2 separate regions of the Mus musculus genome follow, and region 1 is linked to region 2. A link is a loop called in an ENCODE intact Hi-C map of the cell type or tissue named here. Cell type or tissue: heart. All regions are shown on one strand.

Region 1 (8,000 bases), 500 kb before region 2:
GTAGCTCCTAATAGGCCTAGGATCCTGAGTGCTATGTGCTCTTTCCATCGCCTGCTGAGTCTCTTCTTTGTCTTGTGTTTTCTTCTTAGCAAAGTGAATATTTTGAAGGCCACTTTTAAAATTTTATTTATTATTATTTTTTATTTGGGGGGGGGGTCATTTTTCAAAGGCAGTTTTGGAATCTGCCTTAGCTGGGGTTTCGTTGCTTTGAAGACTCATCTTATAAAGGCAAACATTTAATTGGGGCAGGCTTACAGGCTTCAGAGATTCAGTCCATTATCATCATGATAAGAAGCACGGTACCTTCCGGGCAGACATGGAGCTGGAGAAGAAGCTGAGAGTTCTGAATCTTGATCTAAAAGGCCACCAGAAGGAAACTGCCTTCCACAAGAAGCCAGGAGGGGACTTCTTCTCCACTGGTCGGGACTTGAGTACTAGGATCCCTCAAAGCCTGCCTGCACAGTAATGTACTTCCTCCAACAAGGCCACACCTATCCCAACAAGGCCATACCTCCTAATAGTGCCACTTCCCATGGACCTAGTGTATTCAAGCCACCACAGCATCGCACGTCCACAGGCTATTTCTATGGGGCTGATGGCGTAGAAATGTTCAGCTTCTCATCAGAACCATACGTGTTATCTTGGAATCCCCAAGATCATCAAAGGTCAATGTGAAGTGGTGTCAAAACATCTCTAGTCATGTGAGCACAATGATGTGTCTTCCCCACAGCGTTGCGTATGTATCCATCTTGCAGTTATTTATATGAATGCTTCTTTCCCCACAAAGGTTTTTAGTATTTGATGGCTTCGTGTACTTACTTAGTGAATTTTAACTATTTTTGCCAGCCCCCATTCTCCTTCCCCATCATCCTTTCTCTCCCATTGGCCTTGTTCTTCTCAGTGAGTCTCCTTCCTACTTTCACATCTTCTTTTTGTGTGTGGCCTATTGCGTTACTTGCCTGGGAATGGGTGGGAAGTTATTCAGTGAAGAAAGGGCAACTTATCTGTGACTACACCACTAGAGAACATGACACCCCTCTCCCGACAAACATTCATAGCTGATAGTAGGGGTGGGGCTTCAGAGAACCTCCTCTCACCCATGATGAATATTTATGGGCCCGATCTTGTGTATGCTTTGTACATATCACTCTGGCTGCAGTTAGTTTGTGAGTGTACCAGCTGTGCCATGTCTAGAACACTTACTGAATCTCAAATACAAATTTCTGATGCCCAGGTATTGTCATATTGTATATCACATTTTCTGTGTACAAGCTTCTGGAGATGATGTTCCATGAATGTTTATGGGAAGACTTAAAGATCACATAGTAGGATCTACAGAGCCTGAATGCACCCCACTGTATAATCCCTGTTAGTCTGCCCAATATAACGTTCTGCAACCATACTTTTAGTGAGACTGAAAACTATCAAATTCATTGTCCTTTAGGTTAACTTCAGTTTTAACAGCTGTTCATGCTTGGTAGTTATAGTGTTAGACATGGCTTCAAATTTCCATGTATTTGAACTTGGTAATGTCTTTACATTCTGATGGAATTTTGGTCTTTCAATATGCTTATGGTTTCCAGTATGCTCTTTAAAAATATATTTAGAATTTTTAAACCACTTTTATTTATTAACATGTCTTAGCCGTACATACTGGTGGGATCTTATGTGTACTGCCCATTGTTTTTTGATGAGGAGATTGTACAGGCAGTCTTGGGAACAGAGATGGTATTTTCAGATGTCTTCCCCCATTAAGGAAGAGGCCCTTTCTGCCTCTGGGTCCTCTGAGGAGGGGCTCCTATCGATCCTTCGATATTTTCTGCAACATAGGAGAGACTTGACAAGTGAAGTTTTGAGGGTTTAGAAGTTTCTGGGTTGTGCAGTAGGGATTTCTAGAGTCTCAAGGATGTACACTTCAGGCCTATAGCAAGAAAAAAAGCTAGTAATTTCCTAAGAAAAGCAAATCTCCAGAGGAAAAGCAAGGCAGAGAAGCAGCGTTTGATAAATAGATGTGCTCTTCATACACAGTCTGGGCGTATCATCTGCAGCAAGAATCCTTAGACACTCATTGTCTTCTCGTGGAAGCTGTGTACATCACCGGCAGCCATACCTTAAGCGCTTCTTTTTCTCCTAGTTGTGAATCTTCTAAAAAAAATTTCTGCAGTTGTGAGCTTGGGGGATAAAAAAAAACAAAAAACAAACAAACAAAAAAAAACGGTCTTTTCTCTCCCCACCAGATAGCAGGAGCAAGCACTACCCAAGAAGAGAGAACCGCTGCTCATGCAGGGCGGACCTTTGTTCTCAGCGACTTCTAAGAACCTCCTTTCCCCATGCTGTGGCTTCTGCTACTCCACTCAGGAAGCCAAAAGGTTAAACAGAGAGAGCTTCAGGAGTTAAATGGCAGCCAAATGGGAGACTGAGTGGCCTGTGAACAAATAGCTGTGTGATTATGAGATTCGGGCACAAGTCCTTTCTCAGGCTATAAATAGTACTCTGAAAGTAGGGCTTATATCTTTGTGTTCTACGATAAGTAAAATAAATATTCAGAAAAGGAAAATGGGTGCAGCTCTTACCACCAATGTGATTATCAGTAACAGAAAAGCTGACTTATACACATCCTATATTTCAGGGCTGAAACTGGAATTCATAATGGATGTTATTATTTATGAAAAGACTCCAATGTGTCTACTGCTACTCAAAGAGCAGGGCCTAGCTGGGCACTGGAAGCACACACCTTTAGTCCTAGGCAGAGGCAGGTGGATCTCTGTGGGTTCGAGGCCAGCTTGGTCTACAGAGCTAGTTCCAGGACAGGACAGGCACAGTCAAGGCTACACACAGAGAAACCCTGTCTCAAAACCCAACCCAACCCAACCCAACCCAACCAACCACCAACAAAAAATAGTAGGTTCTGCCCTAAGGAGCCTGCTGGCTAAGGCTGCTCAAAACAGTTGCTATAAAGATTCCGTATTGTTTATGTACCAGACAGCTAACATTATGTTCAGAATTATACGTAAAATTCCTGTTCTTCCCACAGAGGTGGAGAGTAAGCATGGTCTGACTGCAGGGGTGAGATGATAAGAGGAAAGGAGAGTACAGAGACAGAGCTGGCCTGGCTAAGCTCACAGAGCAAGCGTGTCACTGTCTACACTGACACTTCCTCAGGGAACTCCAGTCTAGGAAGGATCATATTGGGCTCTCTCTCCCCAGCAGTCAGATACAGCTTCAGACCCTTAGGATGTAAGACAGCCTGTCTGCATAGAATGTGTAAGTGTGCAAGGAAAGATGTCGATCTAGTAAGGGCAGACAAATTAATACAGGTGACTCTGATTCCTCAAAGAATAGTTGTTGCTGCTGCTGCTGTTGTTGTTTTAAATGAATTCTTTAATCAGAATAATTTTAGACACACAAAAAGTTGCAGACAATACAGAATTTCCATACACCCCTCATCTACCTTATCTTAAATTGTTAGATTCACACTCTTGTTTTATATGAATGGGTTCTCCCTAGAGTCTTGCTTGCAATTGAGTTTGTTTTTCTACCATTCCTTTGACCTTTTCCAAAAGTTTACTACCAAGATGAGATAGCCTTCATACATAAAGGTTCAAAAGTTGAGCACTGATAATCTCTATTAAAAGTCACTGGGGAGCCATTGGGAAGAATGGGAAGATGGTCTTCTTAGGTAGTTCTTGGGGGCAGAAGTTGCTTTGTTTTCCCAGGAGCTGTGATAGTAATGCTGAGATGACAATGGACTTCATAAACGGCATTGTTTTTGAAAGCTCCTTGAAGGATCTGTGTTTCCCAGAGTTCCTGGATCCATTCCACAGTCAAAAGAAGCAAAACCAATCAGATCTACAAAAAATTGGCTGATGATGTGACTTTAAAGCTTGTGCGGAGAGAAATTTCAGCCTTGCTTACATGTAAGTAACAGTAAAGCCAGACACAGTGGCACACACTTTTAATCTCTGTACCAGGGAGGCAAAGGCAGGCAGATGTCTCAGTTCGAGGCCAGCCTGGTCCTCAGAGCAAGTACCAGGACAGCCAGGGCTACACAGAAAATCCTATCCTGAAAAACAAACCAAGACAAAAATAAAGTACCTATTAGATCAGCGTAGCGTATGGAGGAACAGTGGCACCCTAGAAGAGGACAGGCTTCCAGAGAGGACTGTGAGTGCATGGTGCTTGGTAGCGAGGTGAGATTGATAGGAATGTTAGCCTATGCTTCCATTACATTTGTTGGAGTTTTGGCATTTCTATTTTTTGATTGAGTCCTAAAGAGCTGCATTCTCCTTAAAAAAAAAATCTAATTTTGTTAATTATTTTTATTTGTAGTATGCATGTGACTGCAGTACCATCAGATGCCAGAAGATGGCATCTGACTTCCCCCCACCCCCCACACACACCTGGAGCTAGAGTAACAGGAAGTTGTGAGCTCTCCTGCATCCATGATGGGACCTGGGACCTAAGCTTGGGTCCCCTAGAAAAGCAGCACAGCTCTTTACTATCTCTCTAGTCCCTGTTGGCATTTATTGTTAGGGTAACTAAAGGAACCAAACAGAAAATGTCACTATCTGGTGACTTTTTACCTGTAAGAAGCACACTTTCAATTGATCCAAAAGTAAAACTCAGTAAACTGTATTTAATTAGCTCCAAAAATTTAATTTGGTAGTACATTTGATTTTTCTTGTTTATGAATGTTGATGTAAAAAACAACTAGTCTTAAGAATAGCAACATGTAATAGAAAAATTCAAGTGACAATGGTTATGAGAAAATCCTATAATAGCAAACAAGTAGGTAGGTCCTTGATGGACTGCTGTGGGCAAACTTTTGCTGTAAGTTAGACATGGCAGCCTTTCATTACAGCAGTAAGCCAGATGTTATACCCTTGCATTGCCATGTGGCACCCTTGCATTGTAGCTGTAAACCAGGTGTGGCACCCTTGTATTACAGCTGTAAGCCAGATGTGGCCCCCTTGTATTACAGCTGTAAGCCAGATGTGGCACCCTTGTATTACAGCTGTAAGCCAGATGTGGCACCCTTGCATTGTAGCTGTAAGCCAGGTGTGGTATCCTTGCATTGTAGCTGTAAACCAGGTGTGGTATCCTTGCATTGTAGCTGTAAGCCAGGTGTGGTATCCTTGCATTGTAGCTGTAAGCCAGGTGTGGCATCCTTGCATTGTAGCTATAAGCCAGATGTGGCACTCTCACATTGTAGTTGTTGGCCAGACGTGGTAGCACCCTTGTATTGTAGCTGTAAGCCAGATGTGGCACCCTTGCATTGCAGCTGTAAGCCAGACGTGGCATCCGTGTACTGCATGCAGCTGCTTTGTATTTTCTTCCCAGGACTAAGCTGGTTCTGTGTTTTGATTTTACAGGTCGTAGCAAGCAGCATCTTTCTCCACAGATCTAACACACCTCAACCATTCTCATCATTGTTCATCCCAAACCTTCAGATCTGCTTTTCAGCCATGAGGTGGCATCATATCACATTTTATGCTGAAGAAGCAGCCAGCCTTTCTGCTCACTGAAGTGATTAATGTTCTGCACATGTCATAAGTCATGGGCATAACATATTGGAATTTGAAGTTTATAAGCAAATATTCGGAGCTGGCATGTCTATATAGGAGCTTAACCTTTTTCTTGTATTTGATCATTTTATATTATGACTAAGATGTTAACAACAGAACAAATTATTACTAGATTAACTAATACTATGCTTTACCTTGTTAAAATATGCAAGGCAGTATCTTGCATGTATAGAAGCGACGCAAAATATTCATTGCATGATTAAATTAAAATATTCCTTTAATAGGCCTTCCCCTCTGGAATTAATTTTCTCATTTGTCAAGTTGAATTTGCAGCATACTTTTATTGCTATGACCCATTTCTTGCCAGGATAAGAAGCTTATTTCATGAAAAAGTTAACCTCAACAGAACACATTTAATTTCTCCACTACGCTTTAAAAATACATTACTTTCTTATATACCACTTTTCTTTACTTAATTAGAAATGTCCAGAACTTGAAAATTGCATAAACCTGCTGGCTTACTTTCTTTAATTGCTTGATTAAAAACTCTGGCTCAGTTTTGAAAACCAGAGTAAAATTTGTTTCATTTTTTTTCTCTGCAGAAACATTTTGTACCTTGTAGAAAACATTGTAAGTGTTCTCCGTATAAAACTGTTCTTTCTTCAGATGAAATGATTTTGTTCTTGAAACTCTTTATAGTTTTGTGGGGAGTCTGTGCCTCTTCCCTGTGGGGAATACTCCCACAAAGCATGCTGTAGGGCACCTTAGAAATCTTGTTAGCAATCTGGAGATGGAAGCATAAAACTTCAATCTCAATGTTTCTCTAGTTGGCAACATCTTGGAGTCCTTGAGTCTTACAACTGAGTGTGTATGATGCCAATGCAACAGATTAAAAACTGAAGAAATGCTAACCATGCAGAAAACAGTGATAATTTTACATTGACACACCAGCTAGAAAGATGCTTCTATTCGATTGGTTTACTTGACTCAATGAGTTGAAGTTTGGCTGTACTGTAACAGGCAGTAAATCTCCCTTTGGTCCTGGGTGGAGCTTTGCTTTAAAAAGAATCAAATTATATTTCTCTGTTATCAATAATGTGGGCAGTTAACCTTACACTTCTTTCTCATTGACCAAATAAAATCCTAACAGAAACCAACTAACTCTGCGGAGTACCGTGAGGGACTATCAGAGGACGAAGGCTGATGATGTCACCACCTGAGAGCCGATGGTCTCAGAGAGAAATGCAGGAGACATAGCCAGCCCCGTGTTGTTTCACAGCGTTCAAACAATAGACTAAGTCCTGGTAGTCCTTATGATCTATTTCTAGGAGCATGAGTGAACCACATTAAATTGTTACTATTGAAGCCCAATAGTGAGTGGTCTAATGTCGAGGATGGGATGGTAGAAGTCATGGAGAACATCTCGGGAATAGCAAAGCACTTAGCCTGTATCAGAGAGAGTGGAGGCAAGAAAGGTAGTGTAGCCAAAATGTGGGTGGGAGAGCGCAAAGTGGGTGGAACCTCTTTACTTACCGTAGTAAGATTTATGGATTTTTAACTATGAGGCAAAGCAAGGGAAAAAAAAACAAAAAGAGCTTCAAGCAGGGCAACTACTTGTCTCATTACATTAAAGACAAAATGATTGCTTTGGTTTATCAACAGTGGAATGCATGGTGTATAAAGCAAAAGAATGTTAGACAGCATCCAGAATGGGTTATTTGCTGCTATATGAAACATGTTGATTCAAATAGGAGGTTGAATGAAAATAGCTAAACGCGCAAAGAACATATTGTGTGAGCCCATTTATGAGAATAGAGTACCGCTGAACTATGTCCTAACTACAGGGCGGTGTTCAGTGTGTGAATGTTCACCGAGCTGTTCAACCATGATCTGCTTGCTTTGATGTGCATTGATTATTGGAGCAGGTCGGTGGCTGAGTGAGGATAAGTAGATACATCTTAGATATGCTGTGAACCAGTGTGAAATACTAGTAGTAGATGGGCTCCTAAGAAATTCTTAATATTTGATCACTATTGGTTTCAGTGCAATTTTACATGGTTCACCTTCCTAGGAATAGGAATGGATAACAAGGACTCGATTGCTTCTTCATTAAATATGACAACTCTGTGTGCGCGCATGCGTGTGTACTAGGTTCAACGGTGGCGTGTGTCACCATATTATTTATATATGAATAATGAATATTTAGCCTAATGAATATTTAGACTAAGACCTTGGGATTTCACTTGAGGATGGACGCTGAGCTTTTGGGGACTCCACTCCCTTATACTAGCTATATTGCTTTCTCTATCATGAGTTATTTAGAGCTTTTTCTCACACTTGACTAATAATGTAAGATTCATGTGTTAGAATGGTTTTTAATGTAACTGACTAGGTAACATACTACTAGTGTGTTCTGATTGACTATGAAAATTATAGCAGTGACAATCAAAAGGCCTCTCTGATTTTAAAACTTAG
Region 2 (8,000 bases):
ATGTAATTTTGTACAAAACTTTCATTTTTTTATTTGCGAAATTAAAAATATGGCATTTTATATATATAAACTTCTATTCCTCTATAAATATAGATGATCTCATGGTGGTGAGAATAATAATAACAATAATAACAATAATAATGCATACCAAATCCAAAAACCAATGTCATTTTAGGGTATGACAGACATAGATAAATTTAGGTCCTATGTATGTATCGGCATTTGTGATAAACTCTTAAGGTTTAAACACTACAATCAGGAGGACTGCTTTTCTCCTCTTCTTCATCCATAACTAAAGTGAGTATTTTTAAATGGCTTTGAGAGATTTACATTTGACACACTGCCGTAAATCCAGACAGGAGCACACAAGATGGGATGCAGTAGGAATGGACACACTTCCCCTTCAGCATGCATGCCTAGGTCGTGTTTGTCTCTCTCACCCATCCGTCAGTCCACCGCCTCTGTCTTCGGAAGTCCAACCAGGCTTTCTGCGGGGGTGTGACTGTTTCTCCCTCAGAATGTGCTGCTGAGGAGTAAGCAAAGTGTATTGTTGATTGTGTACAACTTTTAGATTGCAAAGACACATCTAATTGCAGTTTGGCTAAAACCAGAAAACAGCGTTTCACTTGGAGTAACTCCACTTCACTGAAATCTCCTTAGGTTTCCATACTCTGTGTATGTTCTACTATCCTGTTAAGGAAGGTAAACCATTCCTTCACCAAGCTTCCCAGGCAACCTCGAGGTCTGCATTTCATAGAAGGGTAAAATCTAGAAGCAGGCAGCATCACAGGGGGAAGAAAGTAGGTTGCCAGACATCAGAATGCAATTAGAACTAATGTTTTATAACCTCTCTCTTTAGCCTCTCCCAACCCACAAAGCTTGCTGCTCTTTCCATGATGATGACCAGACCCAGAGCAAGTTCCAGATACTAGAGAGTAAAAATGAGCTCATCCATAAAAAGTCAGACTCTCCAAAGTTCGCTATCGGTCGGTTACTGCACTCCCTCTGAACAACTTAGGTGCAAGGAGAAAGACACTGGGCAAGGGACACCGGGGTACAGGGAGGCTGGGTCAACTGGCAGAGCCCATACTGGGGTCCTCTAATAAAGCTGGAAGGTGGATCTCAAATAAGCAGCATCAGGAAGTCACAGGGACAGCCATCCACACTCTACCGCTGAAAAGGGGAGGATCTGGAATGGGCGGGGCCCACCTCGGGATCTGGAAGCTTTACAGAGTTCTGCACCTTAAAATTTCCCACTGCAAGCAAGGAAGGGGAGGGGCGGGAGATGCTGAAGGAAATGACCCTGGAGAGGCAGGCCCATGCTCCCTTGACAAAGATGAGGGCACAGGGCAAAGCACTTAGTCAAGTGTGCTCTGTTTTACCTCCTCTGCAATCTGCAGAAAAGGGCAAGTGAGAAAAGCTCCAAATACGTAAATTGCCCTAAATAATTAAACATTTTTAAAAAGAAAAAAAAACTGCGTGTTCGATAGTCTTTAAATACAAATATACGTACAAAAATCTTACACAGGCTATTTACAATCATAAAAGCGTACAATCCTGGTATCAGAGAGGGCTAGAGAGATCGGTCCACACGCACATACACATACACCTCGATCAGTTGGGCCCTCTCGTTCCTTTACCCCAGGGACGGAAGCTTTTGCAGAACCTGTGCTGTTTGTTGGGAAAGGGGCCTGCAAAAGTCAGTGGCTGGCGAGGAAGCCTGGAGTGGCCAGGCTTGGCAGGAATTCCTTGGGGCCAGCTTCCAGGCGATGGCTAGGATCAGGCCAAAAAAGGGTAAGGTAAGAGTCTGGGTTTCAGACGGTAGTCTCCCCCTGTTTGCTGTTGGTAAGCCTCGTGTAGAACTTCCTCCAGGAATTCAGTGTCTTGCCGGACCAGATCCAGAAGCCCGATGTGATGCCCACAATCAGCGTCATGAGATACTTGATCATGAAGACTGTAAAGTCTGGGCTCATGGGCGGGTGTGGTGGGACTCCTCCACCTCCCTGGAGGTGAGGGCAAGGGATGGCATAACTCTTGCAGCTCTGGGCCACCCAGCTGCGCTCCCACTGGTCCCGAAAGGCCTGTTCATAGAAGTAGCAGGCGATGACGATGGTGGCCGGCACAGTGTAGAGGACACTGAAGACTCCGATGCGCACCATGAGCTTCTCCAGCTTCTCTGTCTTGGTGCCGTCATGCTTCATGATGGTGCGGATGCGGAAGAGTGACACGAAACCGGCCAGCAGGAAAGAAGTGCCAATGAACAGATAAACGAAGAGAGGCGCCAGCACAAAGCCACGCAGTGCGTCCACGTTGTTGAGCCCCACAAAACACACTCCGCTCAGTACGTCGCCATCCACCTGGCCCAACGCCAAGATGGTTATAGTTTTGATGGCTGGCACAGCCCAGGCGGCTAAATGGAAATACTGTGAGTTGGCCTCGATGGCTTCGTGGCCCCACTTCATGCCGGCTGCCAGGAACCAGGTGAGGGACAGGATCACCCACCAGATGGAGCTGGCCATGCTGAAGAAGTAGAGCATCATAAAGAGTATAGTGCAGCCTTCTTTCTTAGTGCCCTGCGCCACCGTGCGCGCCCCGTCCTCTGCAAACTTGTCGTTGCACACCACCCGGTCCTCCAACAGAAAGCCAGCGATGTAGGCCACCGCCACCGCTGTGTAACAGCCGGACAGGAAAATGATGGGCCGTTCCGGGTAGCTGAAGCGCCGCATGTCCACTAGGTACGTGAGCACCGTGAAGAGCGTGGAGGCGCAGCACAGCACGGACCAGATGCCTATCCAGGTGCGCGAGAAGCGCAGCTCCTCTGGCCCGAAGTACATGAGCCCGTAAACCTTGGTGGGTTCGCAGGGTGCGCCGCAGTCCTTCTCCCCCAGAAAGTGGTAGTTGAGGTAGGAGGGCACCCTGAGGGCGCGCGGGCAGGAGAACTTTCCCCGCTCCACCGTCCCGGCACCCCCCGGGTAGCCGCCGCGGTAACCACCGCCGCCGTGCTGCGGATTACTGGTCCAGAACTCTGGTAGCAAGGAGGGAGTTGGGGTGCCTTTGTCGGACGTGTTCTGGCCCACGCACAGCTCTCCTGCGCCGTGCACCGGGAACTTCTCGCACTTGAGTGTGTCTGGCCACTGGAAGCCGAACTTGTTCATGAGCGCCTCGCAGCCCTGGCGTGCGCGCTCGCACAGGGAGCGGCAGGGCGGTAGCGCCTGCTCCAGTACGGTGCACACAGGCGCGTACATGGAGCACAGGAAGAACTTGAGCTCGGCGGAGCACTGCACCTTCACCAGAGGGTAGAACTGGTGCACCTCCAGACCGGCGTCCTCCTGATTCGTGTGGCCCAGCAGGTTGGGCATGATGGTCTGGTTGTACGCGATGTCCGTGCACAGCGGGATGGAGATGGGCTGGCAGTAGCCGTGGTCCGGGATGGAGATGCCCCGTTCGCCGTTGTACTGCTGCCCGCTCTGCTGGGGCTGGGGCGGCGGCGGGGCTTGCTGGCCCGGCCCGGATACCTGGCCCGCCGCCTGCGCTCGGACCCCCAAAAGCAGAGGAGCCTCCAGCAACCAAAGCAGCAGCAGCAGCCCGCTAGCCCAACGCCGGGGATCAGCCCGGGGGCGGCGGTGGCTGGCCGTGTCCTCGTGCCCCACCTCCTCCCGCCGGCCCGGGAGTGCTTCGGCACAAAGTTCCAAGCTCAGCCGGCCGGCGGCCCGGGACTCGCTAGGCGCCGCCTCCTCAGCCATACTTTTTCGGCTCCCTCCTCGGCGCGGATTGACTGGGACGGGCAGCGGCGCGGCGGGTGGTGGCTCCCACTGTGATCCGGGAGAGCTGGTCGCCCGTGCCCTCCGTCGGGGTGCGGCCGCTCTCTGCCCGCTCCCCGGGATTCTGCTCCGCGTCCCGCAGCCGCCGCCGCCGCCGCGGAAACTTGCGGTTCATGAAGCGCGGGCGGCGAGGAGAGCAAGAGTGGTCCAGGCGCGCCGGGGTCGCGTCCCTCTTCCCTGGCCCGCGGCAGGCTGTGGCTCTTGTCAGGCGGCGCCGCGTTAGTGGTCGCAGCCGGGCAGAGGAGCGCCCAACTCTCGGCAGCCTAGCCGCCCTGGGTCCCCCCTGCGCCTCCGCCTCCTCCTTCTCCGCCGCCGCCTGACCATTTGTGTCAATCCCTCAACTCGCAGCCTCTGCTCTCCCTCGCGCGCCCTCCAACGGGTTTCTAGGCGCCCCCCAGTCTGTCTTTCACCGGGAGGGAGGAGCCTTGAAACCGACGCGGAGCTGGCGGCTCAGGGACCGTCGCCCAATCGCAGCACCCGCTTCACAGCGCAAAGGGAGCCCTTTCCCTCCGAGCCCGGACTGGAGCCCGCAGCAGACCGGAGGAGGTGGAGGAAGTAGTGGTGGCGGTGGCAGAGACTCCGCTCCGGCACAAAGAGTAGCTATGAAGCCGGACAGGCTAGGTCGCTTTTGCTTTTGCAGAAGAAAGGGCGAGGACAAGTAAGAGAATGGTCCCATATGCGGCAGGAGATAATGAATAGGAGTCGGCTGGCCGCGGGGATTTAGCTCTGTCTTGCTTTTTATCTGTCTTCATATTTTATAATCCTACCCTCGACTCTCTGGTCACAGACTGCTACTTTGAGTGCTGCGTTCTGATTGCGTGCCCCTGACTTGAGAGTCGGGTTTCCTTTGAATTTAAGTCTGTCGAGGTTTTGTTTAAACTATGACTCCAATAAACCGTGGAGCTCACAGACTGGCCTTGGTGGACTTTGGACGCGCCATTTCCCCCGATCGCTGTCAAATGAAAGCAAAACGCAAAGTTTGGTGGGATGTAAATTGTAAACCCAGATGCTCCTGTGAGTAGTATGCGTCGTGTAGTCAAACTTTCCCCCTTCTCTTTAATGGTATCAGAAACAGAAGTAAAGGAAAACAGAAGCTATTCATTAAATGCTGGAGGAAAACCGGCTTGAGAACCAACGCATTGGGTGCTCCAGCGTGAGACACGGGAGCCATACATCCAGACAGGAGGATCAATCTGGGACCATTTGAGGGCCGCTTCTAAACACTGGGGACCCTGCAGGGTCTGTTGGGAACTTCTGAGGCCTGGGTCATTTAAGTTCCTCCTCAGTGGAAGTAGTCAAAGCTGAAGCTATTAGTTTGAAGGACAAAACACATGACCAAAGTGAGTCTGAAAGACCAAGCACAGTCAGTCAGTCGACTCAAACCAGGATAATCAACCTCAGCAGACACACATGCTTGTTCTTGCAAGTTTATTTTCAAGAACTTGTGTGAGTCGGATTTATCAATAAAGTGCTATTATGTTTTATTAATTCTATCAAGAGTCCCCCCCCCCTTCGATTAGACTTATCTCACGAGACTGTTCCCGAATTATTTTCTATCTTCTTTTATACAGATTCACTTTTCATTAGATATTATCTCACGAGACTGTTCCCGAATTATTTTCTATCTTCTTTTATACAGATTCACTTTTCATTAGATATTTACCAAGCATCCATGATACAGTGAGCACTGTCTCAGGAGGTAGGGAGCACAGAGGAAGCCCTGGCACATATTTAAAGGAGGGCATAGTACAGTGGGCACAGGAACGTCACCAGTGATGGCAGTGCCCACCCATTCTCAAAAGGGACGCAAGGGAAGTAAATGACCTGCTAACACGGGAGATGAGGAATGGGAGGGGTCATCGGAGAAATAGATGCAAAATGCAAAAGAGAAAAGCACAAAACAGAAAACAAAACAAAAAGGCAACAAACAAACAAACCCCTCAAGTTTCTGAGGGGCAGGCAAGGAGAACATGCCCTGGTCATGACAGGAAAGAAAGGGCTCTTTAGCTGGTACAAAATATCATGAACCAAACTGTTCAAACAATAGATAGCTAGTGCAGGTGGCTTTCCCCCACAGAAGCGGGAAGTGGTTCCAGGGCGACTGAAAGAGGGAGCAGGACTCAGGCTCGCGTGGAGAAACATCAACATTCCGATACACTGTACAGATCACCACTCAAGATGAGGCTTGTCTACATCCGGGCAGGCCCCGTGAAGCTCGTTGGTGTCCGAGGGAACCTGCAGTCATACCAATACCTATTAAATCAGAATGGCAGGTACTTGTCTCCTAGATACATTATCATTATATTTTTTAATGTTCATAGAAGCTGTAATGTTCACGGTAAAGCGTGTTTTGAGTCTTCGTGTAAACATTACTGTCCCCCTGCCTCAACCTTTTGAGTAGCTGGGACCTCAGGTACACACCACTATGTCTAGCTTGCTTTAAAGTATTTTTGAAGAAAAAAAATTAATTACTAGCAGTTTTTAAGACCAACAGGTAGTAACTACAATCGAGTAACAAATATTTGTTACTGTGCTGCGCTGAATGTAACTCGTGACACATTTTGATGGTAGACAGGAGGTGAGATCCTCTCTGGGGTTTTTTGAACACTCATACTAATTGTTCATCTTACCTTCCCAATAGCATCCTGCTGTCCATAGGCTCCCAGGGACAACGTGTCACACCGTCCACGCTGATATTTATTCATCTCTTAGGCTCTTTACTAAGCCACCTCTCTCTTCTTAGACATCTCTTATAAAGACTTATGTGTCTCAAGCGTCATTCTCTGAAGGTCCTTTAGCTGACCATGCTAGGTGAGAAGTGGATTTATTCTAATGTATTAACATCCAAGAAGCATCACCGAGCATTTACCACCAATGTCAGCCTCACCTTCTCCTCAAAGGGACAGGGCAAAGGACAGAATGGTATAGAAGGCTCGGTTCTGCTTCAGAGTGAGGAACTTCGTTCTGTTTCAGAAGCTGTCCTAATGAATTTTCAGAACTTTCATCTCCCACCTAGTGATGAGATTTGCTAGAAAGGAGGCTGAGAATGGCAAGCAAGGCTTTTTCTCGGCAGGGAAAACAGGCAGTTCTTATTATACCTGGAACCCGAGGCTGCCATCAAGCCAAACATACCATCTAGAAACTAGGTTTTTCTCCAGCTCAAAATGGAGAGCACTAGGTTTAGATACATTAAGGGAGATGCATGCTTCGGGTTCATGGCTTGTTTGGCTTGGGTTTCATCAGTTGCTGTAGTGTTTCATGTAACTATAATTCTTGGCATTATTTTTAAAGCCAGTTTCCTATAGATTCTTTCCCTAAATAGATCACATTGAAAAGACCATGTAAAATTTGAAAAGAAATCATTTTCTGACAGTTGTCTTTCAATATTAAGTCCATTAAAGTAGATTTCCTCTTTATTTGTTGTGCCAATACAGCATTTCATTTATTAAGCAGATGTGACACAGAAAATGTTACTAAAGTAAAATAAATATATTAAACACTTAAAGAAAACAATCAACCAGTAAGTGGTGCACCATGACCACCAGCACCAACTCACATTATCAAAAAAGTCCATTGGGGTGGTGTTATAGGCAGCAGGAGGAAGAATAATCAGAGAAGAAACCTGAGCACTGTATCTAAGACATCATTTTCTGAGGATGTGTAAAACCTTGAGATTCACAGATTAAAAGTTATTAAATTAAGCCAGGTAGTGGTGGTGCGCACCTTTAATCCTAGCACTCAGGAGGCAGAGGCAGGTGGATCTCTGTGAGTTTGAAGCCAGCCTGGTCTTCAGAGAGAGTTGCAAGACAGCCAGGGTTACAAGGAGAAACTCTATCTTGAAAAACAAACAAATAAAAAAAAGTATTTACTAAGTTAGTATGAACTGTTATCCACTTGGTAGTAACACAACTCAATTTATCCAACATAAAATAATAAACATAATTTGATTTCTCCTTACTATTGCTTATTGATTTGTCAAGCATCAGAATCAGCTAAAATATTCTTTTTATTCCAAAGCAAAATGTTTTTATCAGAACTTTCTTAAATAGTATGAAAGTTGTCAAATGATTATGCCACTTGAATGAGGACAGTAAGTTACTAGTGGTTGAGATCTGGGTTCGGTTGCATACAGTTTCCTACGTGAGGACTCAAGCTTGGAGACCACTCAGGGGACTCATG

Evidence for each region. A loop is a pair of places that touch in the nucleus more often than their neighbours do. Peaks named below come from ENCODE experiments on the same cell type or tissue, not always from the same donor. Only the 100,000 strongest peaks of a DNase experiment are listed, where the experiment ranks them.
Region 1: a loop joins it to region 2, with 5 times the contacts of the local background. A loop is called at or near these places in 10 of 42 quality-filtered maps.

What each region holds. Positions count from the first base shown.
Region 1 is chr5:4,258,496-4,266,495 of GRCm38, forward strand. No RefSeq gene overlaps it. Among named protein-coding and RNA genes, the nearest start is that of Gm40261, 11 kb to the right of the region's middle. In heart, CTCF peaks have their summits at 4,336 (motif pointing right) and 5,464; no DNase peak of the experiment used is centred here.
Region 2 is chr5:4,753,838-4,761,837 of GRCm38, forward strand. It overlaps Fzd1 (frizzled class receptor 1), which reads right to left and starts at 4,379. Exons shown (of 1, transcript NM_021457.3): 1 at 2-4,379. The coding sequence starts at 3,743. The coding sequence ends at 1,815. In heart, a CTCF peak has its summit at 4,246; DNase peaks (open chromatin) are centred at 2,514, 3,524 and 4,294; H3K4me3 peaks cover 4,996 bases; H3K27ac peaks cover 4,226 bases.